Regions from separate parts of the Mus musculus genome. Here regions 1, 3, 4 and 5 are each linked to region 2. A link is a loop called in an ENCODE intact Hi-C map of the cell type or tissue named here. Cell type or tissue: heart. All regions are shown on one strand.

The links. Peaks named below come from ENCODE experiments on the same cell type or tissue, not always from the same donor. Only the 100,000 strongest peaks of a DNase experiment are listed, where the experiment ranks them.
Region 1: it touches region 2 in a loop (4-fold over the local background); 17 of 42 quality-filtered maps call a loop at or near these places.
Region 3: it touches region 2 in a loop (3-fold over the local background); 16 of 42 quality-filtered maps call a loop at or near these places.
Region 4: it touches region 2 in a loop (4-fold over the local background); 24 of 42 quality-filtered maps call a loop at or near these places.
Region 5: a loop joins it to region 2, with 9 times the contacts of the local background. A loop is called at or near these places in 19 of 42 quality-filtered maps.

Annotation. Positions count from the first base shown.
Region 1 is chr10:79,881,315-79,886,314 of GRCm38, reverse strand. Prtn3 (proteinase 3) reads right to left here. Exons shown (of 5, transcript NM_011178.2): 4 at 4,150-4,380; 5 at 3,141-3,497. The coding sequence ends at 3,339. It overlaps Elane (elastase, neutrophil expressed), which reads right to left and starts at 3. Exons shown (of 5, transcript NM_015779.2): 1 at 1-3. In heart, a CTCF peak has its summit at 2,468 (motif pointing left); DNase peaks (open chromatin) are centred at 1,654, 2,394, 2,844 and 4,144; H3K4me3 peaks cover 2,128 bases; H3K27ac peaks cover 949 bases; H3K27me3 peaks cover 1,039 bases.
Region 2 is chr10:79,832,637-79,837,636 of GRCm38, reverse strand. No RefSeq gene overlaps it. Among named protein-coding and RNA genes, the nearest start is that of Misp, 14 kb to the right of the region's middle. In heart, CTCF peaks have their summits at 524 (motif pointing right) and 2,654 (motif pointing left); a DNase peak (open chromatin) is centred at 2,636.
Region 3 is chr10:79,890,125-79,895,124 of GRCm38, reverse strand. It overlaps Cfd (complement factor D (adipsin)), which reads right to left and starts at 4,272. Exons shown (of 5, transcript NM_013459.4): 1 at 4,145-4,272; 2 at 3,513-3,669; 3 at 3,275-3,422; 4 at 2,876-3,133; 5 at 2,470-2,700. The coding sequence starts at 4,199. The coding sequence ends at 2,539. Med16 (mediator complex subunit 16) reads left to right here. Exons shown (of 15, transcript NM_198107.2): 15 at 1-418. In heart, a CTCF peak has its summit at 2,197 (motif pointing left); DNase peaks (open chromatin) are centred at 1,594 and 2,164; H3K27me3 peaks cover 1,711 bases.
Region 4 is chr10:79,924,527-79,929,526 of GRCm38, reverse strand. It overlaps Arid3a (AT rich interactive domain 3A (BRIGHT-like)), which reads right to left and starts at 2,186. Exons shown (of 9, transcript NM_001288625.1): 1 at 2,127-2,186. It overlaps Gm40715 (a long non-coding RNA gene), which reads left to right and starts at 2,536. Exons shown (of 2, transcript XR_001779822.2): 1 at 2,536-3,065; 2 at 3,938-4,834. In heart, CTCF peaks have their summits at 1,751 and 1,952; DNase peaks (open chromatin) are centred at 1,246, 1,786, 2,556, 4,056 and 2 weaker places; H3K4me3 peaks cover 4,260 bases; H3K27ac peaks cover 4,117 bases.
Region 5 is chr10:79,955,785-79,960,784 of GRCm38, reverse strand. It overlaps Wdr18 (WD repeat domain 18), which reads right to left and starts at 633. Exons shown (of 10, transcript NM_175450.4): 1 at 413-633. The coding sequence starts at 622. In heart, CTCF peaks have their summits at 710 (motif pointing left), 1,720 (motif pointing right) and 2,473 (motif pointing right); DNase peaks (open chromatin) are centred at 764, 2,444, 3,874 and 4,894; H3K4me3 peaks cover 1,798 bases; H3K27ac peaks cover 3,129 bases.

The sequences.
Region 1 (5,000 bases), 49 kb before region 2:
CTCCCCACATCCCTACCTAACAGCCATACTTATAGCTGGAACCAGAGGCCGTTGTATTGCCCCATCCTGGCCACAGCCCTACTTCCTCCCTGGGACACGACAGTGGGGGTGTCATGGAGAGATGTGTGCCCCTCAGGGTCTCCATGTCAGCATCATCCATGCTGCTGAATACCAATGAAAACTCAGCAGACATCCATCTTCTTTTTTTTTTTTTTTTTGGTTTTTTTCTTTTTGGTTTTTCGAGACAGGGTTTCTCTGTATAGCCCTGGCTGCCCTGAAACTCACTTTGTAGATCAGGCTGGCCTCGAACTCAGAAATCCACCTGCCTCTGCCTCCTTCTTTTCTTTTTTTTAAAAATGGGATCTCAAAAAAAAAAAAAAAAAAAAAAAAAAAGAGCCGGGCTTGGTAGCGCACACCTTTAATCCCAGCACTCGGGAGGCAGAGGCAGGCAGATTTCTGAGTTCGAGGCCAGCCTGGTCTACAAAGTGAGTTCCAGGCCAAGGCTATACAGAGAAACCCTGTCTTGAAAAACAAAAACAAAAAAACAAAAAAAAAACAAAAAACAAAAAAAACTTAGGGCCAGGTAGTGGTGGCATGTACCTTTAAAATCAGTACCAGCGAGGCAGAGGCAGAGGCAGGTGGAGCTCTGTGAGTTTGAGGCCAGCCTGGTCTACAGATCTAGTTCCAGGATAACCAGGGCTAGACAAAGAAACCCTATCTCAAAATTAAATAAGTAAATAAATATATAAACAAACAAACAAAATCTCACGTAGCCCAGGCTAGTCTCAAACCCTTAATCCCCCTGCTTCCACCTCGTGAGTGCTGGGATGATGGTGAGCACCTCCGTGCCCACTTGGTGCCCTAATCTACAACTTATATCTGAAGGCCAATCTCTCTGCCTCAGTTTACCTCAGGTATAGTAATAACAGCAACACATACCTATAAAAGAGTTTCTGTGTGTGTGCATGTGTGTGTGAATATATGTGTGCATGAGTGTGTGTGTAGCCAGACTTGCCTGGAACTCACAGAGATCCACCTGCCTCTGCCTCCTCAGTGCTGGGACTAAGGGTGTGAACATCTATTCCCAGGACAGTGGGTCTTTTTAACCTGGGGTTCAGGACTAGACAGCACATGGCAGCCAGCTCAGCCCCTAATTTATGGCTTGCTCCTCATGACACACGGTCCTGCCTGACCTTATCCAAGCCTGGCACCCATGAGAAGGAAGTGCTGTCCTCAGCAGTTGCCTGAGTGTGGTTGCTGTGTGAGACTGAGTAACTGCTAGATCCTTGGACTTCCATTCACAGCTGCGACTGAACCATTGTTGGGAATTGGGCTGCCGACTGTAAGTCATCAATAAATTCCTTTACTATCTAGAGACTATCCATAAGTTCTGTGACTCTAGAGAACCCTGACTAATACAGAAGTTGGTACCAGGAGTGGTTCTAGAGTAACAGAAGAACAAGGATGAATCTTTTAAAATACTGGAATTGGCTTGTTGATCCACCAGCACAATCTGGAACCACACAAGGGGTGTACTCTTCTCCCATAATAGAAACAGGACCTGGGGCCCAGCCCCCACTCTGTGGTAAGCTCCCCCTCCTGTCTCTCCCAGGAGCCACAGCCAAGGCTGTTGCAAAACCAACGTCCCATCTCCAGGACGGGGCATGGGGCACGGGGCTGGGTGAAATCCAACTGACTTGAGCAGGTGGGCAGGATGCCAGGGCCCAACACCAGCCATGCTGGACTCCTCTATCCTTAGGATCCCAAGAGGAGCAGTGCCCTCCTTACCCAGCAAACTGGGCACTCAGTATCTGCCCTGTCTCCCTGTCTCCCTCGGACACATACTAACTGGTTTCCCTTCCTCCCACACAGTGAGCACCTACTTTATACACCACCCATGTCACATGGAGAGAGAGAGGTACAGGGCAAACAAAGCTACATGTCAGATTAGACTTAACCACAGCTGCACTTACTGAGCACCAGCTGTATACTATGCTCACCCATCCTGTCTGTGTACGGTTAGTGTGCCTTTAGGCTTATATTTCCAGTCCCCTGCTGTGGAACTTTAGGCCCAGAACCCCTCTATAAGTGAAGTTCTTCCTTGACCTCTGCTTAGTGTCCCCAGACCCTCAGAGGCTCTACAAAAAAAATCCCGACACAGCGATAGATGAGACGTGGGAACCCACCCCTCATGGGGTCTGGGGTTCAGTAGCAGCCTGCTTGCCATGTGTGTACCAAGCTTTGGGCTCAGCCTCAGCACTACATAAACCAGGAGCAATGGCACACAAGCCATCCCAGCACTCGGGAGGCGGAGACAGGAGGATCCGGGGCTCATGGTCTTCTTCAGCTGCGCAGGAGGTTAGAGGCTAGCCTGGGCTTACATGAGCCTGTCTCCCAAAACCAAAACAAGGTTAGAGAAGGAATACGCCTGTGGACTCCAGCCTGTCGGAATAAGCACAGCGCCACCTGGTGACTGCACCAAAAAAAGTCAGAGATCGTCCGCCTCCCACTTCTGAAGGTTCTGCCTTGAGTCCGTCCCTCTCTTACTCCTCCAGGGCTGGCTTGTGACCTCCTTCCCTTCTCCCTGGATAGCTCCAACTCCTTTCTCTACCTCTGGGGAAAGCGGGAGTTTTCCCACGTCGGCCTCTCCAGGAGCAAAGCTGTTCATTTTTCTGGCCTCTCTGTGCTCACCTCGTTTCCCTTCACCCAGCTCCTGGCTTTCCCACTGCTGTCCATCCTGCCTCCCCCACCAGGAAGCCTTCCTGTCTGCTTTAACTGGATCACAATGTTCAGGCCTCGAGATGCCCAGTGCCCCGCCCCCCAACGACGTGGAAAGAGCCAGGCCCTCGAGAAGCCTAGAGCTAGGGAACACTTCGCCATACCCCACCAGCCACAGTTCCTCATCTGGTTCTGGGATGTATCCGGGTTCTGTTTGAGGAAACTGGGGCACAGAGGTGAGAAGCTCAGGGTCATACAGGAGGACTGAACGCAGCCCCTGTGGTTCCAACATCTGTGGCTGAGGTGTGAGCCTGGGTCCCCTCCACCCTTTTCTTTTCTACATAGTGTATCCGGGGCCTCTGGCACTGAGGTTCTGGCCATAGATCCCAAGTCTATGCGGGGTAAAACAGACAGGAAACAGCTTTTAAATATGTCTCAGTTTTTATTGAGGTCATATGGAATAGGGAACAGAGCTGACTCCACTCCAGGGGGTGCTGCGTGGGTGGGTGCGTGGGTGAAAGAAAAGCCTGGAAAGGTCTAGTCCACCCCACTCCATTTTTTTCCCACTAGAGCCTGCTGGTCGCCCCAGCTTTAGGCTGCCTGGAGCGCAGAAGGGCACCTCAGGGCTCTGCGCCCCGCAGCACGTTTTGAATCCAGTCCACATACATGGACACCCGGGCGAAGAAATCAGGGAACTGGAGGGAGGCGCATTCGCGGATCACGAAGGAGTCCACTCCATGAAGAATGCCATTGCAGATCAAGGGGCCGCCCGAGTCTCCCTGAGGTAGAAGAGGGATCAGTCCCCAAGCTGACAGAAGTCAGCCAGGATGAGGGTATTTGAGTCCCACGGGATGACCAGGAGGCGTTCATTAGCTTCCTGTTGGATACAGTCTAAGTGGGCCCAAAAGGGAGGCACACAAAGGTGCCAAGTACACAGGAATGCCTGATATGTTGCACAGGCCCGGGACTGGTCGACAGATGGCTGATCGCCACAACTGGTGCTTGGAGATGGGTACAGACCATGCGTGAGAATGGGACAGACAGGCAGTGCAGCCATATTCAGATGCCCAACTTTCTCAGATGTCACTTATCCTCGAAACCCGGGCTCCGCAAAACCCTGCCCTCCAAGAGCCCGCCTCCCAGCCCATGGAGCCCACCCTCCAGGTCACCCACTAGCCCTCCTTCTAGCCCAGGCATCCCCATCTCTCCACCCCAGACATCCAGATTTCTAGGGACCCACAGTCAGCTGGGATCTGCCCCTCCGATGACCCCCACCTTCCATAAGGCTCGCCCTCCCCCACAGGCCACGGAACCGAATCATAAGCCAGCCCCACCGCAGGCCCCGTCCCAAAGAATCGCCTCGCCCTTGGACCCGCCCTTCATGGGGATCCATCACAGGCCACGCCTCCTGCGACCGAGCTGAGTACTCACGAAGCATATGCCTGCTGCCCTCCGTGGCACCAGCGTGCACACGTTGTGTTCCCGGCATAGGAAGGTGACCACCGTGACGTTCAGTTCCTGCAGCACACGGGGCGTGGGTGCTTGGGTGCCCAGGCGACCCCAGCCCATGGCCAGGCACTGGGTGCCCTGGGACAGAGTCTGGTCCTGCTGGGGCAGAGAAGCCACCGCCACCTCCTTGCCCAGGGAGGCTGTCCGGTTTAGCTATAGGAAAAAAGGACGTGAGGACTCGTCTCTTCCACTCTTTTGCCCTTTCTAGAAACCCCATATCCCCGGCGCTTGGAGTGCAGCAGCTGAATACCCTGATCTGTGCAGAGCTTCAAAACGTCTTTGGTGAACAGTCTTAGCCCTTTGGAGGAAGCTCTGTAGAGAGCTGTTGATATGTCCGGCATGGTGCAGAGTAAAGATAACAAGAGGTCACATTGAATGCTGTGCAGTGCCCAAACTCAATTCAATGCCTTAACTTTAATTCTGACCCAGACCCTTACTCAGGCTCAGTTTCCCCTTTAACTAAACACTGACCATAGCCCTAAGCCTAACTGAGCCCTACCCATGGCCTAGTCATTAGCCATAACGGTAACCAAAACTTAGCCTTACCCTTAGCTCTCAGCCTGGGCCGAGTCCAAGCAGCAATCCTAAAGTTAGCATCATGTGGACCATAGGCCATACCCCTCCACCAGGACTTAGATCGAACCCTAATTTAACCATCCTTATCCTATATCTGATCTTGGCTCTAGTAACCTTAACCCCAAACCTCAAGCTAGCCACAGGCTTAACCCCAGGCCCAGGTCTAACAGGACCACTAACCAAGCGCACCAGACAGG
Region 2 (5,000 bases):
TCTCAGAGAAAGGACAAAGTGGCCCCTGCCCATCACACGGCAGCCTCAGCTCTAAGGAGCAAGGGATAGGAGAGTGGGACCATCCTGGGCTATGGAGTTAGTTCAAAGCCAGCTTAGCCTAGTGTCTGTGAGACCCTGTCTCAAGAGAAAAAACTGTGGATGACCAAGAGCAAAGGGCTGACATAGCCATGGTTTCCATCCTCACAAGGGGTGGTCCCCAAATCTACAATACTGTGGGAACCTGAAAGCCTCTGTCCCTGTGTAGGATCCAGGCAGGAAGCACAGCCACTCCAGATTCAAATGGTACCATCATGCCAGGCATGTGGGAAGAAAACCCAGGCAGCAGAAGAGAGGGAGAGAAGAACAACAGGATGGGGCTCTGGGCTACTGCGAGAATTTATTATTTCAATCTTTAAAATTTTTATTTCTTTGTATCTTATATGCATGAGTGTTAGCCTGCATGTATGAGTGTACAGTGTGTATGTGTGTGTGTGTGTGTAGTTACCACAGAGGCCAGAAGAGGGCACCAGACCCCAGGAACTGGAGTTATAAATGGATGTGCACTGCTGAGTGGGAATCGATCTTGGGTCCCATTTAAGAGCAATACGTTCTCTTAACATCTGAGCCTTTATGGAGAGGATTTAACTTTTGACATTCATAAGGTGGGATGAGAGAGGAGAGATTGTCACATGTTGCTGTAGGATGCTCTTTCTACTGCTTGGAACACATAGGTGGAAACCAGAACAGACCTGGGGACCACGAGAGAAGAAAGAGAGATGGGAGGTTAGTGGAAAAGATGGAGGATGGTGGGGGGGTGGGGGGTGGGGGGGTAGGGGGGGATGGTGGAGATGGTGGGGGATGGTTAGGGGGTGGAGGATTATGTAATGTCCCTCCTCCAGCCCCACATTTTAAAAGAAGATCGATTTATTTATTTATTTATTTATTTATTTATTTATTTATTTATTTATTTATTAAATATAAGTACACTGTGGCTGTCTTCAGACACACCAGAAGAGGGCATGGAGCCATCATGTGGTTGCTGGGATTTAAACTCATGACCTCTAGAAGAGCAGTCAGTGCCCTTAACTGCTGAGCCATCTTGCCAGCCCCCAGCCCCACATTTTTTTTTCTAGACAGGGTTTCTCTGTGTAGCCCTGGCTGTCCTGGAACTCACTCTGTAGACCAGGCTGGCCTCGAACTCTGAGATCCACCTGCCTCTGCCTCCCGAGTGCTGGGATTAAAGGCATGTGCCACCACGCCCGGCAGGGGTGGGTTTTGGGGTCTCTTAATGCTCAAACCCTGCCTAGTGCAGAAGAGACCTTCCTCCTGGCTGCCTTTGGAAGACGGTCCCTTCTGCTGCCTTTGGATTAAGATGTAGAACTCTCAGCTCCTGTGTGACTAGCTGACATAGCTTATGGTGCTGGGTGTGGAGTCTAAGGCCTCCTCCACATTAGATGAGAGCTCAGCTCACTGAGCTCCACCCTTTATATGCATCGTCTCTCTATATATCTCCCTGTGCAGCCAAGGCTGGTCATGAATTCGCTTCAATCTTCCAACCTCTTGAGGTTTGACTTTAGAGATGTGTGTCATTGTGTCTGACTTAAAATTTTTATAGTTGCTGGGGTTGTGGTGGCCCATGGCTTTCTTGCCTGCAGTTGGCAGGCAGAAGCAGGAGGATTTCTGAGTTCAAGGCCAGCCTGGTCTACAGAGCGAGTTCCAGGATAGCCAGGGTTATGCAGAGAAACCCTGTCTCGATCTCCCCTCCAAACAAAACAAAAAATAGAAAATGGGTTCTATTCCTAAGAGCCACATGGCAGCTCAAAGCCAATACCCTCTTCTCACCCCTGGCACCAGTCACACATGTGATGAACAGGTATACATGCAAACAAAACACCCATAGACATAAAAATATCTTAAAATCTTAAAATAAATAAAATACAAATTAAAATCTATGTTTATAGCTGTGTCAGAGTTCTTGGATAGTGTGCAGGAGGCTGTGGCTTTAATTCCCAACATGAGAAAAAGAAGTCCAGACAAGCAAAGTCCAGGCTGGCAAGCTAGCTGAGCAAGCCGGACCTGAGTCCTACCCTTAGAAGTTATCAGGCATATGTTAATGGCGCACGCCTTTAATCCCAGCACTTGGGAGGCAGAGGCAGGCAGATTTCTGAGTTCGAGGCCAGCCTGGTCTACAGAGTAAGTTCCAGGACAGCCAGGGCTACACAGAGAAACCCTGTCTTCAAAAACAGAAACAGAACCTATGTCAAGGTGGAGGCAGAGAGCCGAGTCCACAAAGGTATCCTCTGACCTCCACATCCCATACCATTTGACCTCACACCATCCCATAACAAAAGTGAATAAAATTTAATAGATCCAAACACATCTACCCTGCATGAATCCCTCCTAGGTCAGAACGTTAAACGCTGTGCAGGAGACATCCCTGGAATTCACACCAGCTTTGTGCTGAGTGGCCAACATTCCTGCTGCCCTCTCAGCCCAGGGCTGTTCCAGGAACCTGCCACAACTGTTCCTCATCCTTGGGGTTTGGAGGGAAAACCTTTTAGTAGCTACAGTGGGGACCCTACTCCCATCCCCACCCCAACAGTCAGCTCTTCCGCTGCCCAGCAGCATCGTCTGGGGCTGGTGTTTTGGCTCCCTCTGGTGGCGCAGTTCAAATGCTGCTTCTAACTGGGAGGTTTTGACTTAACCCTGCTCCAGAGACATGTCATTAATTCTGCTCTGCTGTGTTCCCCTGTGCAGGGTAGCCTCGGCGATACATGCTGGGGTAGGGTGGGGTGGGTGGAGTGTTGCTAACAGAGTCACTCTTTCGTTCAGAAGAAGAAACTGAGACTAGGTGAAAGAGAGGCAGAACTGGGATTGTGTCCTGGGCTCAGCCTGAGCTTTCAGATAGGGAGGAAGAGGTGGGAAGGCTCTTTCCAGCTTAGCCTGAAGCTGCAGTTAACTTTTTGGTTACCTCTAAGAGGTGGTGGTGCTCACCTTTAATTCCAGCGCTTGGGGAGGTAGAGACAGATGGCTCTCTGTGAATTCATGGCCCATGGGGAGTGGCACTAGTAGGACCTGTGGCCTTGTTAGGGTAGGTGTGTCAATGTAGGGTTGGGCTTTGAGATCAAGCTCCGCCCAGTGCAGAAGAGACCCTCTTCTTGGCAACCTTCAGAAGCAGTCTGCTGCCTTCGGATCAAGATGTAGAACCCTCCGCTTCTTCTCCTGCATCATGTCTGCTGCAGGCAGATGATGGTAATGGGCCTAACCACTACAATTGTGAGTCAGCCCGAATTAAATGTTTGCCTTTATAAGAGTTGCCTTGGTCATGGTGTCTCTTCACAGCAGTGGAAACCCTAACTAAAGCAGACCCTGCCTTGAAAGACCAAAGCCAAGCAAGCAAGCAAGCAAGCAAGCAAGCAAGCAAACAGACAAACAAGAACCAATACATTCTAGTGTCACCAAAGCCAGTTTGAGTTGTTTTGGTTGAGTTATCTTCTTTTAAAAAGACCTTTGGCTGTTCCCACACCCAACTTTGGTTCTCAGGGGTCCAGCCACCGATTGGTTCTGTGACACTAACAAAAGTACACAACCTCTCTGATCCCCAAGCCCACCTCGGTTGGGACACACTTCCCACAGTGAAGGCTTCTCCTGAGGCTAGTCTGTGACAACCATGGGAGGAGTTTCCTTGGTGTCAGTGGACTTTCCTGCTGTTAGTAGATATGATATGTCACACGCAGTCTACACATAACTGGAGATGAGAAAATACTCCAGTCTCAGCCCCAAGACCTAAGCTTGTCGCAGAGGGAACCCAAGGCCTGTTTCCTGTTGTGCTCAGTCTTCCCAGAGAGGCTGGGTTGTGGTCGTCTTGTAGAGCCTTAAGCCTGGGAGAAGCCTCAGTTATAAATGGCAACAGGGTGGGGTCAGACACCTGCCATGCTGATGTTTGAAGTGGAGACTTCTAGTTTCTTTGGAAAATCAGTTATGTCAAATGATGGTTTGCTGGGGCACACGGTGAAAGTCTGCTAAAGCAGACACGTGGAAGAAAGTTTTCCTGAAGAAGACACAGGGGAAAGGATGCTTTCTGGAGCAGACATGTGAAAGGACCACAACATAAACTGATACATACAAAGTGTTTTTATGATCTGTTACGCCCGCCCTAAGCTAACACATCATATAATGCTTAAGCACTTGTTGAGACCTGGCCTTTGCTCCTCCTCAGAATCAGAACTGCCTTTGTGCAGCCAGTACATGACAGTGCATACATGATCCTTTTTTTTTTTTTTTTTTTGAGACAGGGTTTCTCTGTGTAGCCCTGGCTGTCCTGGAACTCACTCTGAAGACCAGGCAGGCCTCGAACTCAGAAATCTGCCTGCCTCTGCCTCCCGAGTGCTGGGATTAAAGGCGTGCACCGCCACCGCCCAGCACACGATCCTTTTTGATAGCTCCAGATTGACTTTCTCAAGCATTTGTCCCGGACTCTTCTGCCAATCGATGTACAAAGCATTGGCAATTCAAACATCACAGGTCAAAGGTCACAGCACGTCTGGTCTAGGGGACATGGCTTCTTCTGCTTGAAGGTATGCTTGAGGAAGTGCCTTGCGCTTTATCCGCCTATAGACTGTGGCAGAGAGTGCCAGTTTCCCAGGCAGCTGTACTTCCCTCAGCCCTGGCTACCGAGATCTGAGGGTGGTTCACCTCAGACTGACAGGCCACTTGCCTCCCCACACCCCAGAGCGGTCGATTTGAATCTATGAGAGGACTCTTGATGGAGGAGTATAAATCTGACCCCACAGACACTGAGAGACAAGCACCGAGCTTTGGTTTGGTTTGCTCTACCTCTTTGATAAAAACATGCATGTATTGGTTCACCTTACATAGTGTTTTGGGGGTCTCTGCTTGTGGTAACGCTGCCATTGAGAGAAACTTGTCAAAGAACTGCTCATGAGGTTCCTGTGACATCTTGCCCCTTCAGTGGCCTCAGGCTAGTTGGTGAGCCTTGA
Region 3 (5,000 bases), 57 kb before region 2:
GTGTGAAGGAGCTGGGCTGTGTATTCATCCTTTAAAAGATCCACAGTGGCCGGGCGTGGTGGCGCACGCCTTTAATCCCAGCACTCGGGAGGCAGAGGCAGGTGGATTTCTGAGTTCGAGGCCAGCCTGGTCTACAAAGTGAGTTCCAGGACAGCCAGGGCTACACAGAGAAACCCTGTCTCGAAAAAACAAAACAAAAAAAAAAAAAGATTCACAGTACATAAAGCCCCTTGTCCTGCTTGGGGTCGTCTGCCTCAGTTTTCTTGTCCTGCTTGGGGTCGTCTGCCTCAGTTTTCTTGTCCTGCTTGGGGTCGTCTGCCTCAGTTTTCTTGTCCTGCTTGGGGTCGTCTGCCTCAGTTTTCTTTGGGTGCCGGTGGGAGGGGAAGACTGGCCCAATAAAGTTCTCTGATGCACTAGGCTTTGGCTGTCACCGTGGTCCCCACCACTCTGCCCACTAGGTGAGGCTCCGTGCTGAGGTACCCACACATTTGGAAACTGAGTGACTGCTGGCCCCACTTGTGTCACAACAGACTTTCCCCTCCCCAGCTGCCTCATCTCCTGGTTTTTGTGGCCTTTGCTGTAGTCCCCAGAGGTTCTGCTTTCTAGCATCCATACCACACCTGCCCCCTGCAGCCTCGGGTGGCCAGGCCGCAGCCTCTTTGCTCTTGGTAACTGGTGTTTTCTCCCTGGAGCCCTGTGGAGCTGAGTACAGGGCAATGGCCACGATGACCCAGCTCTGGGGAGGGCCTGCCTGAGCCGGTGCCCCGGAGGATGCTCCACTCTGCTTGGCTACTTTGTGGGTTCTTCTTTCTTCTACCCCTTCAGCCCCCTGACACTAATGGGGATAAGGGGTGACATCACGTTCAGACTGCCTCCCACTGATGAGGAGCATTGCGGTCCTTGGGGCAAGTTTGATGTCACCAGCAGGATATCTAACTTCTTTGCACAGGACTGCTTAACAAACAGCAACCAACCACCAATCCACTATCAACAACAACAACCCTAGCATATATATATCCTCTTAAAAATCCCCAGAATTGCAAATGTCACACAGTTGGAGAAACTAGCTGCAGCTGGCAAAACCACGCCTCTCCTAGATCACGAGGCAAATCATAGTCAGCTGCTGTGGACAGTCTAAAGTAGCCCCACATCTCACACCCGAGATTAAAGCAAAAACCAAAACCCAGAATTATCGATGTACTCCACCGCAGTGTGAGGGAGCTACAGTCAGACAGGGTAACAGTCCCAGGTGAGCATCCCAGCTTTGAACTACCTTCTCCTCAGTGCTGGAAGAGGCAGGCATGTTGTGCCTGGGAACTGGTATACCCCTTCAGAGTTTTGTGACTTCCCTTTGCCCTGCCCACTGCTGCCCCTAGAGCACCTCCTCTGCCAACAGAAGCCAGCAGCATGGTGGTGCAGCATCCTGGCCATGCACAAGCTCGACTTCCTGACCTCCCATAGCCGGAAACATGGCCACCAGGGTGGCAGTCCTGGAAGACTGCTCCGGTCCACTCTCTGCAGAGTGCTGGCCGTGCATAGACATGCATATCAAGCCATCTAGGGGACGTGCTAGACGCAGCTGAGTGGCGTCCCAGGCTCCTCTGTTTAGGTGCGGAGCACTCTGGGATTGTGGGACAAGTGGTGCTAAGCACTAGCCTCCCGAGGGAGTAGAGCTGGGCCTGGCCTGTGTCTGTGGCTATCCCTCTCCATGAGCCTGGTGGCAGCTTGTTCATAAAGATGACTCCAAGCTGAACCTGCCTAGCAGAGACAAAGTTTAGACCCAGGATCCAGTTCTATCCTCTTTCACAGCAGGGTCCTCAGTGGTTTCACCTCTAAGATCCTTAGTCTCCAATACCTACAGGAAGCCAGAAGACTCCCTTTGCCTCAGTGTCCTGTTCTCCTGGTAGAAAGACACAGGGTTTGGGTCCAGGTTCTGCCCATTGTCACCCACAGGGTTCCAGCCTGTGACAAAGACATTACCAACTCCCTCTTCAGTAAACCAGGAAGGGCTCTGGGTTGGAATCCAGTCTTGTTCATGGCCGCTCTGTGCCTCAGTTTTCCCTTTTAGTATTTATGTGGTAAGGCTCAAAGTAAGAGCTGTCTGAGCCCAGACAACAGTCCTGGGTACAGCAGGACCTCAGTAGGATAGGAATGAGCCCCGCCTCACAATTCTAAAACAGCACGCGCGCCCCCGTGTGGCCAAGCGTGAAAACACCCGCCTTCAGGTGTGTATGCAACAGGCACTCAATAAAGATGCACAGGGCGGGCTGGTGAGATGGCTCAGTGGTTAAGAGCACTGACTGCTCTTCCGAAGGCCCTGAGTTCAAATCCCAGCAACCACATGGTGGCTCACAACCATCTGTAATAAGATCTGACTCCCTCTTCTGGTGTGTCTGAAGACAGCTATAGTGTAGATACATATAACAATAAATAAATCTTAAAAAAAAAAAAAAGAAAGATGCACAGGGCTCAGATGCATGCATTTATTGTGAGCCACGTGTCTCTTGTTTCCCTGAGCCACGTGTCTCTGGTGTCCCCTCAGGATGTCATGTTACCATTTGTGATGTTTTCGATCCACATCCGGTAGGATGACACTCGGGTATAGACGCCCGGCTTTTTGCCATTGCCACAGACGCGAGAGCCCCACGTAACCACACCTTCGACTGCATCCCCGCACACTAGAGGGCTGCCGGAGTCTCCCTGTAGGGCAGGGCCACTAGTGACATGCCCACCCAATAGCCAGCAAGAAACTGACTCCCAGAAGCTCCTGAGATTCCTGAACCCCACCCTTCCCACAAGCCAGGCCCCCTAGCTAGCCTCCACAGCCCCTCAACTCCACCCACCCACACCACATCACCCAGACTGTGTCCCTCACCCTGCAAGTGTCCCTGCGGTTGCTCTCTGCACACATCATGTTAATGGTGACTACCCCGTCATGGTACGTGCGCAGATTGCAGGTTGTCCGGTTCATGATTGACACTCTGAGTTGATGCAGGACATCAGGCCTGCGTCCTGCATGGGTGACCACACCCCAACCAGCCACGTCGCAGAGCGTGCCGGGTTCCACTTCTTTGTCCTCGTATTGCAAGGGTAGGGGTCTCACGTGGGGACCCAACGAGGCATTCTGGGATAGCTAAGGGTGGGAGGGGCAGAATGTCTGAGTAGGGGCAGAGTCAAGAAAAGAGATCTGAAGCTGGGGTGGCGGACAGGGATTCTGGTGCAGAAGGTAGGGTCGAGGCTAGACTCTTGAGTACAAAGGATCCAGCTCTCTCACCTTAAAAAGAATGAGGTCGTCCTCAAGGCTGTCAGGTCGGCTGCCCGGGTGAGGCACTACACTCTGCACATCATACCATCGCTTGTAGGGTTCAGGGGCGGACAGGGAGTGGGCACCCAGGAGCACCTGCACAGAGTCGTCATCCGTCCTGGGGACAGGACAAGGGCGCATCTCAGATCCACGTCCCAGCCTCCCGAGGCCCCGCTCCTCCCACCCCCATCCCACCCCTGCCACTCACACTCCATCCATGCAGTGTGCAGCACTGAGCACCCACTGCTCGTCCAGCAGGGTGCCACCGCACACGTGTGTGCCGTTCACTTGCACGGAAGCCATGTAGGGCCGAGCATGGGCTGCGGCCTCCTGGCCACCCAGAATCCGGCCTCGGGGCTGTGCTGCTGAGGAGGGTAGGTGTATTGTAAGGGTTGGGGTGGGTTGCACCTAAAGAGAACCCACTCTGACCACAGACACCTCCAACCCAGTTGCCCCAGACCCAAAAGCGATCTCAGTAAAGTGCATTTCCGAGGGGCTGCAAATTCAGGGGCCTGTGGGTGGTTTACACCCCTCAAGACCACAGTGAACCTGCAGTAGGCTGAAGACAACTTGTAGCGATCACTTTCTTCATCAAATGGGTGTTCAGGCCCTTTAACCAGCTGACCCTTCTCGCTAGCCCTAAGGTGAATTTTAGTTCTTTAATTCTGTAAAGTATACAGATTTCAAATCCAGATTCTTGCTGTTGATAAAAGCTCTGAAACCAGAAGGCTCAGATTACAGATTAGTAATTTGGAGAGTGTTTCACTGCAGGGGACTCCTGCTGTGCTGGCCCACCAAGGGGGCTGCTGTGTCAAACTGGTCCCTCCCTGGTCCACTCACCACATACAGCCGCTCCCAGGATCACCAGAGCCACGAAGTACACGGAGCTGTGCATTCTGACAGCAGGCACTGACCCAGCAGGCTCTCAGGGCTGTTTTATGGACTCCTGCCTCTTACCTCCTGCCCCTTGCCTGGTGGGCAGAAAACCAACTAGGGAAGGGGAGTCTGCACTTTCGGTGTGTCAGCCCTTCTGGGACAGATGATGTGAACCTGTGAGGTGCAGGGGGCAGGGCAAACCCTCCTCTCCCTCCTGCATGGCACCCTGACCAGTGCCCACTCTCAAGGTAGGCATACACAAGGCACAACGAGAGCAGAGGATGGACCACCTGTTGTCCTGGCCCAGTGAGTATCCTTCCAGCCATGTGTCTGTCATGGTGTCTGTTAAAACCAGAGCAGCAGGAGGTCGGTTAGTAACACCCTCCACCCCATCATCTCTCCCTCCTCTTTCTGCCTTCAATTTGGAGAGAAGGTTGCTTGACAGTGGGGGAAGGGCACTTAACTCCTTTGTCCTCATTCCTGTGTCTGTGGGGTCTCACACCTCAGCAAGCAGAGTGTTGCCATGAGGTTTCATTTCCTGTGAATTCTGCCTTCAGGTTTGGCTTGATCCAGGCGCAGCCTCTGTCCTCACCAGGCTCTTCCCTATTGTGGTTATGGGGACCTTGACTATAAAATCAGACCCTCATGCCAATCAAAGTCTTGTTTGGCTGAGCCCAGGTCGCAAGCTCTTCACAAAAAATAATCCTGAGGGTGGGTTCTAGAGGGGAGAGATTGGGGCAAGAAGGATGGGAGCTTGGGGGCTCAGCTCAGCCATTCCCTGTCTTTAGAGGTGACATGATGTTGTAGATGTGTTGTCCAC
Region 4 (5,000 bases), 92 kb before region 2:
CCACACTTTCAGCAGAATTCTGGCAGGTGGGTGGCCCCAAAGGAAAAGAATGCCAAGGGTCACCCCTTTCAGCCTAGGCTTCCCAAGAAAGAGAAACCTTGGAGGCCTGGACACATGAGTGGCCTCAACACTCAGTCCCTCCACACCCTGTGGCTGCTGGTCACCCTGGTCCACCAGACTCAAGAACTGCTGGAGGGGACATTTCTGGACACTATCTGGCTTGATCCATCGCCCTTCCCCCACCCCGCTGAGCACAAACCCCCCCCCCACGGAAATGCTGAAAGCGACGCCCCCTCTTTGAGGGTGGGGTGGGGGAAGGCATGAGGAAAAAGCTAGAGGAAGCCCCTCTCCCAGCCTCCCGTCCCCCCACCCAGGTCTGTTTGGTTTAATGACCCTTCCTGGTGGAGGGTGGGGGAGGGGAACAGGGTAGGCCTCCACTGGTGGGGCTGGTAGCCCTGGAGGGACACAGATGGAAACCCCAAAGCTGCCCCTAGGTCAGGCCTGGACATCCCCCACCCTCTAGAGGTACCGGTACCCTGAGCCAACGTTGCCCATCCTTATAGACCCCTCCCCCAGCCCTTTGTCCTTGGCCCCCACCCTCAATTTATGGCATTCTCAGAAAGATCTACTAGGAACTGGTAGCTGGTGTTTGTGGAAGGGGGATCTGGCTGCAGTGGGGAAGAGACCCAGAGCCACACCCTAGTCCCCCCACCACCTCCAAGCCTCAGGTCAGAGAGAGAGAGAGAGAGAGAGAGAGAGAGAGAGAGAGAGAGAGAGAGAGAGAGAGAGAGGGAGGGAAGGAGGGAGGGAGGGAGGGAGAGAGGGAGGGGGAGAGGGAGAGAGGGAAGAGAGAGAGAGAGAGAGAGAGAGAGAGAGAGAGAGAGAGAGAGAGAGAGAGAGAGAGAGGTCACTAGCTCGGCCAGGCCTTGCAAAACACGGTTATTTGGAGTTGTGCAAGGCCAGGGCCCGAGGGTGGCGAAAGGGGCCCCTCTCTCCTCCAAGGGAGGTGGAGGGGGAAGGGCAGGAGCTGGGGAGGGGGCTGGGAAAGAAGGCACTGTGCCCCCCCAGGAGACGTGTGCAAAAACACACCCCAGTCAGAGGACAAATGTAAAACAACAACAAAAAAACAAACAAACAACCCCCCCAGTGGAGTCGGTATTTCAAAGGCTTCTTGGAAAGAGCGAGCTGGGGAGGGGGGGTGACCCTGCTGCCCAAGTCGTAAAAAACGGAAGATATTTGACAAACCCGCTGCGAGTTGACACACACGCGCGCACTCCGCGCTTCCTGCTCCCTCTTTTGTGTCGGGGGGGGGGGGGCAGGGGACCCTACCGGAGGGATCTGGATGGGCGCACCCCGCGGGGCAAGTGGAGACCCCAGTCCCAGTAGTACACTGGAGCTAGGGAACGAAATGGGGGGGGGGAGATGGGCGGACCCCGCTGGACACAGGTTTGGAAGAGAAAAAGAACTGTAGGTACCGGGGCGTGGTGGCGCGCCCGGCCTGGGATTTTCCCAAGCACTTGGGAAGGAAAGCTGCGGCAGGGGGATGGCCTCGAGTTTCAGGCTAGTCTGAGCTTTAACTCGAGTTCTAAGTCAGCCCGTACTACACAGTAAGATCCTATCTCCAAACATCTTTTTTAATTAATAAGAAAAAGCAAAACCATGTTCCCAGAGCGCAGCCCCCAGTCCTCTGCGCGCGCGCACATACACAGACACACACACCCCGGGTCCGTTTCCTTCCGCCAGGGGACAGCGCGCACTCGCGACCCCCGCGCACTCGTGTACCGGATGAAGGTCTCCAAGATCTACAACCGCAACAGCCACCCCAACTCTGATCCGTCAAGTCGCATACTCAGCCCTGCACCCCTCTACGCGCGCGTCTTTGCCTAACTTTGGAGACCCCGCAATTGTCGGTTTCCAGGGTGCCCTACGCTGCCACCTTTAGGAGAGATCGCTAGAGCCGCGCTGCAAAAGGCCTTACCGCCCGGGGTGGCCCGGGGGGCGCATGCCCCGGTGCCCGGAGCCCAGCCCAGAGTCCAGCCTGCTGGTGGCCTCCGGTGGCCTCTCTCCCCCTTGGCCTCCCCCTGGTGCCCAGTGCACGCTCCTGGCTTCGGGGTCACCCGCCTCACCGAGTCTCCAGGCCGCGTCTACATCTCCATCCGTCTGGATCGGATAGGGACGAGGTCTCCGCGCGCGACCGGGCCCCCCGCCCCGCCCCTCCCCCACCCAGCAGACGAATCGCCGTGTGACAAATTGCTCTCAGATGCAAATACCTCGCCGGTGATTCAGCAGCCCCGGGGACGCAGGAGGAGGTGGTGGGTGTCTCTCCAGGGTCCCCCTTTCCAAGCTTTCCCAGGACACCACACCGGGGTCCCCCTTCTCCAACTCAATCTGAGGACGTCCACGGTGGGAGGAGGTGGAGGGGAGCCGGAGAGCCGCCACAGAGTGGACGGAAAACTTCAGGTCGCGGCCCCTTTAAATGATAATAAATAATAAAAGGAAGGGGGAACCGGACTGAGGGACGCTCCGCCCCCATCTTAGGGACCGTGCGCAAAGTGCACGCCGCAGCCCACGGCGCAGAGGCCGCGAGCGGGAGGGCGGGGCTGCGAGAGCCCCATCGCGGGAATCCCGAAGAGTTAAAAAGGGTTCCTCGCCCCACCTCTGAGCGGAAAGTCACCTGGGCCCCCGGCCGTTTCCTGGTTTCACCCGGAACGCAAGATGGATAAGCCAAGCTTGGAGCTGGAACCTCCGCCCACTATGCTACCCTAACCTTCCGGGCCTGAGGCTCCACGTCTCTGAAATGGGCTTAAAAACCCCCGGCTAGGCTAGATCTGCGGGGGCTGGGACGCTGGGGTGTGAGGGCGCTGCGTGCGCAAAAGCACCGGGTTGGGCTGCGCGCGCGTTCGAGGAAATGCGAGGAACCGTGACGACCGTACCTAGGAGCGAGGGAAAGGAGGGCCATCCTTTAACCAACTCAGTGAAGCCCCTGCCTCGGTCTACCCAGTTCGTCTCGGGAGAGTACTGGATTCTGAGGTCCCATTTTGCAGGCTGGGAAACCGAGGCATGATGTGAGCTCAGCTAGAAGTTGAGACGATTCTAGTGGGTAACGCCAGTGCTCAGGGCAACCCCCGACCTCGACTAGTTCCCCATAGGTGGTGCTCAGGTCCCTTGTTAGACTGTTGTGGGGATCTTGAGCAGTCTGCCCCTTGAAAGCCACTTGTGTGAGTGTCTGGAGAGATGGGGTGGCTCCGGCCAATCCAAGTTCCCGGAATCCTCCCTAGAATCTGAGACTGCAGCAGTTGCTTGGAACCTTAGCCTGCAAGGCTAAGAAAGTTGCAGGTGGCAGCGAACTGCGCCTTCAAACTTTAGACACCTTGATGTGTTGGGGTGTGGCCCCGGGGTGGAGCTGGGCCTGCACACCAGCATTCTTCTCCAGCATCAAACGGGCTACTAGCAGATCTTTCTCCCTCTAATCATCTTGTGTGTCCCCTGTAAACTTGGGCAACCCCCCAAAACATTCTGCCAAGATAATGAAAGCAACATACATTCCCATTCTCTCTCTCTCTCTCTCTCTCTCTCTCTCGTGTCTGTGTGTGTGTGAGAGAGAGAGAGAGAGAGAGAGAGAGAGAGAGAGAGAGAAAGAGACCGAGACCAGAAGGGCTTCAGCAGCTCACGCATAGAGGTCCTAGGAAAACTTAGTGGAGTCGGCTTTCTCCTTCCACCTTTATGTGTATTCTGGGATGCCAAGATTCTCAGGACGCCAAGCTTGTCAGCAAGTGCCTTTACCTTCTGAACCTTGTTGCTGACCCCTAAAATACTGTTCTTAGTATTTTTTGATAGAATCTTCAAAGACAAAAGCCTAAATCTGCTGGTCCCTTTTTTATGGCAGGGATATATTTAGCCAAGGGTCCAGGTGGCAAGCATAATGACATAATGACAGGTCTCCTTATGACAGGTCTCCTAATTCACAAGATACAATTCTGGCAACTTGAAAGGCATCCGACTCGCGCCGCAGGGTGTGCGCGCCGCCTGCCGGGCGCCAGCGGAACTGCGCCCAGGGTAAGATTTTTCATCATGGAGGCGGGGCTTCAACCCAGCAGTGGAGGCCGCCAGGTGGTGCTATCGCACCTGAAAAGACGGTTTCCCACGTTAGATTGGGAGAAACTGAGGCCTGAAGTTCTCCTACATAGCTTTTTTTCTGTTGAAGACAGGGTGTGAAGTCATGAATCACGAAGTGTATCACGAAGTTAAAGTACAAGGAACGGACACGCATGACCACATCATTTTCAGATTGTATTGACACTTTTGGATCCTGGAGATGAGTGCTCTGTCCGGGACCCGCCCAGACCCTCACTGGGGGCATTGTAGACAGGAGGTGAGGCAGATGTCAACAGTGGCTCCCGCCTTTATACTCCGGCGCCTGAGGCAGAGGCGGGGGGATTTCTGAGTTTGAGGCCAGCGTGATCTACAGAGTGAGTTCCAGGACAGCCAGGGCTACACCTTGCTAAGAGACACCCTGCTTAGGAAGACGGACAAATATGGGGTCCCATTGTGTAGCCTTGGCTGGCCTAGAACTCAGAGACATCCGCCTACCGCAGTGTTTGTCTCTCATGCTGTGGTTCCTTTATAGAATTTTACTTCTGAGGCTTTTGGGATGGAGTCGGGATTTTTCCTGATCTTAGATATCAGATTTGCCATTCCTGTAGGCCTCCTTTCTAACCCTAAGGATGTATGAACCCCTTAAGGGTAGATTCATTTCAGGCTGGATTTGTAATTGAGCGGTGGCTGTCTGGAAGTGATTAAAACGGGGAGCTGGGGCCTGATTTTTTAAAATGTATTATTATTTTTTTTAAGATTTATTTATTATTATATATAAGTACACTGTAGCTATCTTCAGACACACCAGAAGAGGGAGTCAGGTCTTGTTATGGATGGTTGTGAGCCACCATGTGGTTGCTGGGATTTGAACTCTGGACCTTTGGAAGAGCAGTCAGGTGCTCTTA
Region 5 (5,000 bases), 120 kb before region 2:
GGAAGCTCTGTGTTCCAGAAACATCAGAACCAGTAACCCCAGGCCTCAGTCAGTCCTGACTATGAAGATCTGCGACTCTTTACGAGGGTAACAAAAGGACGGGCCGTCGGTCTCTGTCTTCCTGCGGCTCCTCAAGATCTCTGATCTGCCATGCTGTCCAAAAGCATGACCTCTAACGGACCCCATTTTCCCTTCTGCATCAAAATTGGCGTCCCTAACACTACAAGCGTGCAAAAGCGGATTCGCCATCGATCTTCATCTGAGCACGCGTGCGTTGGCGCCATCTCCCTAGGAGAAAACCCCTCGGCCTCCGAGTACGCCCTGTCACGCAGCCACCCCAGGGTCGCCGGGACCCCAACCCTGGCGGCGCCCCAGGACTCTCGGCTGCCCCGCGGACGCTGAGGCCCCACACCTTACGCTGCAGCTCCCAGGCGCAGATGTAGTTCTTGCCCTGCTGCGCCGCCAGCAGGTACTCGCCATTGAGTAGCGCCAGGCCTCGCGGCCCCGCTTGGCCGCCTCGGTAGGTGAGCAGGTTGGCGCCCGAATGAAGCTCCCACACCACGCAGCTCCAGAGCTGTGCCGCGGCGTCAGTACACACCACCACTTCCATGGGCGCCGCCATCTTGCTCTGCCAGTCCCGCCCCTGAATCCCATCATCCTTAGAGAGACTGTTAAGATGGCTCCTGGCCGACTAGAACGGCCATAGCGCCTCCTAGAGGCCAAACTGGAAAGTCTACGCATGCGCGGTAGCTTCACCAAGCCGAGGAGGCTGTTGATTGCCTGGTGCTTTACGGGTTCCAGGAGCCCTAACGTGCGCATGCGTAAAAAGTTCGCGGCTCTGGGGCGGAGCTAGCAGCAGGTGAGAGGGCGTAGCCAGACGACCTGCACATGCGTACAAGCCAGTGCGCGAAAGGCGTAATGCTAGACCCAGCCAAGCAGGTTAAAGAACACCAGGAGCTTCTTCGGGGGCGGGGCGGGGCGGGGCGGGGCGGGGCGGGGCAAAACAAAACAAAACAAAACAAAACAAAACAAAACAAAACAAAACAAAACAAAACAAAACAAAACAAAACAAAACAAAACAAAACAAAACAAAACAAAACAAAACAAAACAAAACAAAACAAAACTGGATTCCTGCACATGCGTAGAAGACTGGGGAGTCCCTGGCCGGTCAGCACTGTATTACCTCTGTGTAGTGGAAGGTATTTTTGCTACCTGTTTGCTGGGTTTGTCTTTTTTTTTTCTTTCTTTTGTTTTCTTTTTCTTTCTTTCCTTCTTTTTTTCTTTCTTTCCTTCTTTCTTTTCGAGACAGTGTCTCTTTATGTGCTGGGTGGCCTTGAGCCTCCACCACCGGTGACCGGTTTATTTACTTTCTTTTCTTCTTCTTCTTTTCTTCTTCTTCTTCTTCTTCTTTTCTTCTTCTTTCTTCTTCTTCTTCTTCTTCTTCTTCTTCTTCTTCTTCTTCTTCTTCTTCTTCTTTTCTTCTTCTTCTTCTTCTCCTCCTCCTCCTCCTCCTCCTCCTCCTCCTCCTCCTCCTCCTCCTCCTTCTTCTTCTTCTTCTTCTTCAGATATTTACTTTATTTACATTTCAAATATTGTCCCCTTTCCTGGCTTTCCCTCTGAAACCGGTTTACTTTTTTTTTTTTAAAGATTTATTTATTTATTATATGTAAGTACACTGTAGCTGTTTTCAGACACTCCAGAAGAGGGAGTCAGATTTTGTTACAGATGGTTGTGAGCCACTATATGGTTGCTGGGATTTGAACTCCAGACCTTTGGAAGAGCCGTCGGGTGCTCTTACCCACTGAGCCATCTCACCAGCCCCCGGTTTACTTTTTAAACCTTGTTTTATAGCAAAAATATAAACCACTGATCTTTATACTTTATTTAGACCAAATGAAGTTAGTGACTTACTGCATGTAAAATCAGGCTACATACTCATCAAGGATAATATGTCTGGCTGAGGTGAATTGGTGATTAAACTCTTACCAATCGACCCACGCCCTTTATGGATTTGCCGCTTCTTTGCCCTTTCCTCTTTTGAGCCATAAATTTCAAATTTGTATTCGGTTCACTCCGTGTAGACCCAAAAGGTCAATCTCTAGCCAAGCAACCTTTAGCCTCGGGTCACAGCTGCTGGTCATAGGCCAGGTCTAAAACCAAGTGTCCCCTCCCTCCCTCCCTCCCTCCCTCCCTCCCTCCCTCCCTCCATGTGCTGTTAGTAAAGGAGATTGCAAGCAATTGTGGAATCGCAGCTGGGAATGTGGCTGCCAGAGCGCTGCGCCTGCCGTGGCAGCAGAGCTGGACGCACGGTGGGATGGTGAGCTGGGTCTAAGAGCAGCTATTGGGCCTGTGAAGGGAGCAAGGTTGCATGCTGGGTGCAAGCATTGGACTCAGCGACCCTGCGACCTCAGGCCAGAAAGAGAGGAAACGAGTCCGAGTGAGGCGTGTCACCCAATGTGGCCCCAAGATGGCAGGCTCGAGCTGCGGGGGAACAGGGAGGACACGGTAGGTGGTTCTCAAGAGAAGGCACCACTTTGAGCAAGAAACTCAGGAACAAGGTGCTGTCCAGTGGCACAGACACAGGTCTGGCAGAGGATGGAGCATGTAGAGCTGCATTTGAGAACGTTAGAGGGGACAGTCATGTGCTACTTCATTATGGGAGAGAGGAAATTTATTCCCCAAGGTTTAAGCTCAGGTTGTTCTTAAACACCAGACACTCCTACCTCAGCTGCCTATGAGCTAGGATGAAGCTACTTTTAATGCTAAAGTGTGACTAAGAAGAGAAATGAGAGGTTATCTCAAGCTGCCTCAGTGGGTAAGAGCACTTGCTATTCTTGCAGGATACCTGGGTTCAGTTCCCAGCACCTTCTCCAGGGTGGTTCACAGTCACCTGTAACTCCAGCTCCAGGGATCCAACACCTTTGGCACTCAGAGGGACCTGCATGCCAGTGAATGTACCCCCCCCCCACAGATACATACATATTTAATTTAAAAAACAATGAAACAAGAAACAGATGGCTCAGCCAGGCAGCAGTGGTAGCGCACGCCTTTAATCCCAGCACTTGGGAGGCAGAGGCAGGCGGATTTCTGAGTTCGAGGCCAGCTTGGTCTACAGAGTAAGTTCCAGGACAGCCAGGGCTACACAGAGAAACCCTGTCTTGAAAAAAACAAAAAGAAAGAGAAGGAGAGGAAGGAAGGAAGGAAAGAAGGAAGGAAGGAAGGAAAAGAAAAGAAAAGAAAGAAAGAAAGAAAGAAAGGGCTCAGTAGTGGGGGTAGAAGGAGAAGGAAGGAAGGAAGGAAGGAAGGAAAGAAAGAAAGAAAGAAAGAAAGAAAGAAAGAAAGAAAGGGCTCAGTAGTGGGGGTAGAAGAGTTGGTAGAGGGGGTTGGATTAGCAGCATGAAGCCCTGGATGGGTTTCATCCCCAGTGTCACAGAAAACAAGCATGGGTGCACAGGTGTCATTGCAAACACTTGGGACCAGGAATCTGAGGTCATTTTGGGCTACTTGGTGCCTTTGAAGCTAGTCTGGGTACATGAGACCCCATGTCAGAATTTAAATAGATAATAAGAAATAAAAGAAAGATAGAAGACAATCTATCTTCTTTGGGTCCTCAGCACGGGGGTCAGGTATGTGTGTCAAAGGCCAACTTGGGAGCTTGAACTTGGGTGCAAAGTTCCACTTGTCAGGTCTGAATGGTGGGTGAGCTCCTTGTAGGAATCTAGTCCACTGGTTCCTTGCCTCCCCCCACGCCCCAACAACCTGTGGCTGATGGGTTCATGTGCTTCAGGCCCCAGGTACATCCCTATCTGACCTGAAGCTTTCTCAGCCTCCATTCTAGGGTGCTGGGCAGGGACAGCAGCTGGGGCAGGCTCTCCTGCAGCAGGCCAGCCCTTGAGGCTTGGTCACGTTCCTTCCCTGGGGGTGGGTGGCCAGGCAGACTCTGAGGTTAGAGGTCAGCCCGCCTCCAGCCCAGCCCCTGGAATGAGGATAGTCCAGTTGTGTAGGCTTTAAGAACAAAAGCCACACTTGGGCGTTTGAGACCACCCAGTTGCCAGACCTCTGAAAAAATGGAAGGAACCACCAATGATTGAGGGAGCTGCATCAGGGGAAACTGAGGCACAAACATAATTCCCCATACAGTAGCCCCAATGTTTCCATTCTGTCACTGCCTAACCATCCCCCCATGGATGGCCCATCATCTGGGGACTCCTCGGGGAGAAAGGATGATAGTGGATCCCCCCTCAGGAGGAGGGAGGGAAAGGATGATACTGGAACCTCCCCCCCACCCCCAGGAGGAGGGAGGTCCAATTGACCTCCCTGGAATTTTGTTCTGCCGGTCTGAGTAGTTTCGGATCCCTGGGTGGGATGTGCTACAGGGCTCTGAGGCATCTCAGAGCTGTGCAGCCTCAGGGCCACTCAAGTTCCCTTTCTGATGCTCTTTGGCCAAGGAGAGAAAACAGCAGGACCAACTAAGCCAATTTTCCTGAAAGACTTTAAAAATAAATAAACAAATACAAAAACAGCTGGCCCTTATCCTTCACCCCCAAGTTGGGTGTCAGGGGCAGGTGGATGACATCCTTCCTCAGGAACAGGGTATAAAATGCTGGTTTGAGGGGCTAGTAGGAGCCAGCCAGCAGCTGTTTTCCTCAATTCTGTCAGCAACCTGAGGATGGACTAGCCTGGGCCAGCCTCAGTCAGAGCAGGCAGGATGAGCATCGGGTGGGCCAGGTCTGGGCCTGTCCACTAGGCCGCATCTGCCTTGAGTCATGCAGTCTCCCAAGTCCCCTGTGTAAGGTCACTGCCCGTCAAGGTGTGCCCAGGGACCCTCTCCCTGGTGCCCACTGAGGCACATCACAGCTGGAAGTGGCCAAGCCAGGTGTGGCAGCACACACCTTTGATTCTAGTTCTCTGGAGGCTGAGGGACTCGTGAGCCGGAAGCCAGGAGGCAAGTAGGTGGCCTGGTCTCCTGGAGGTTACCAGGAGCTTTGGTCCCTGGATG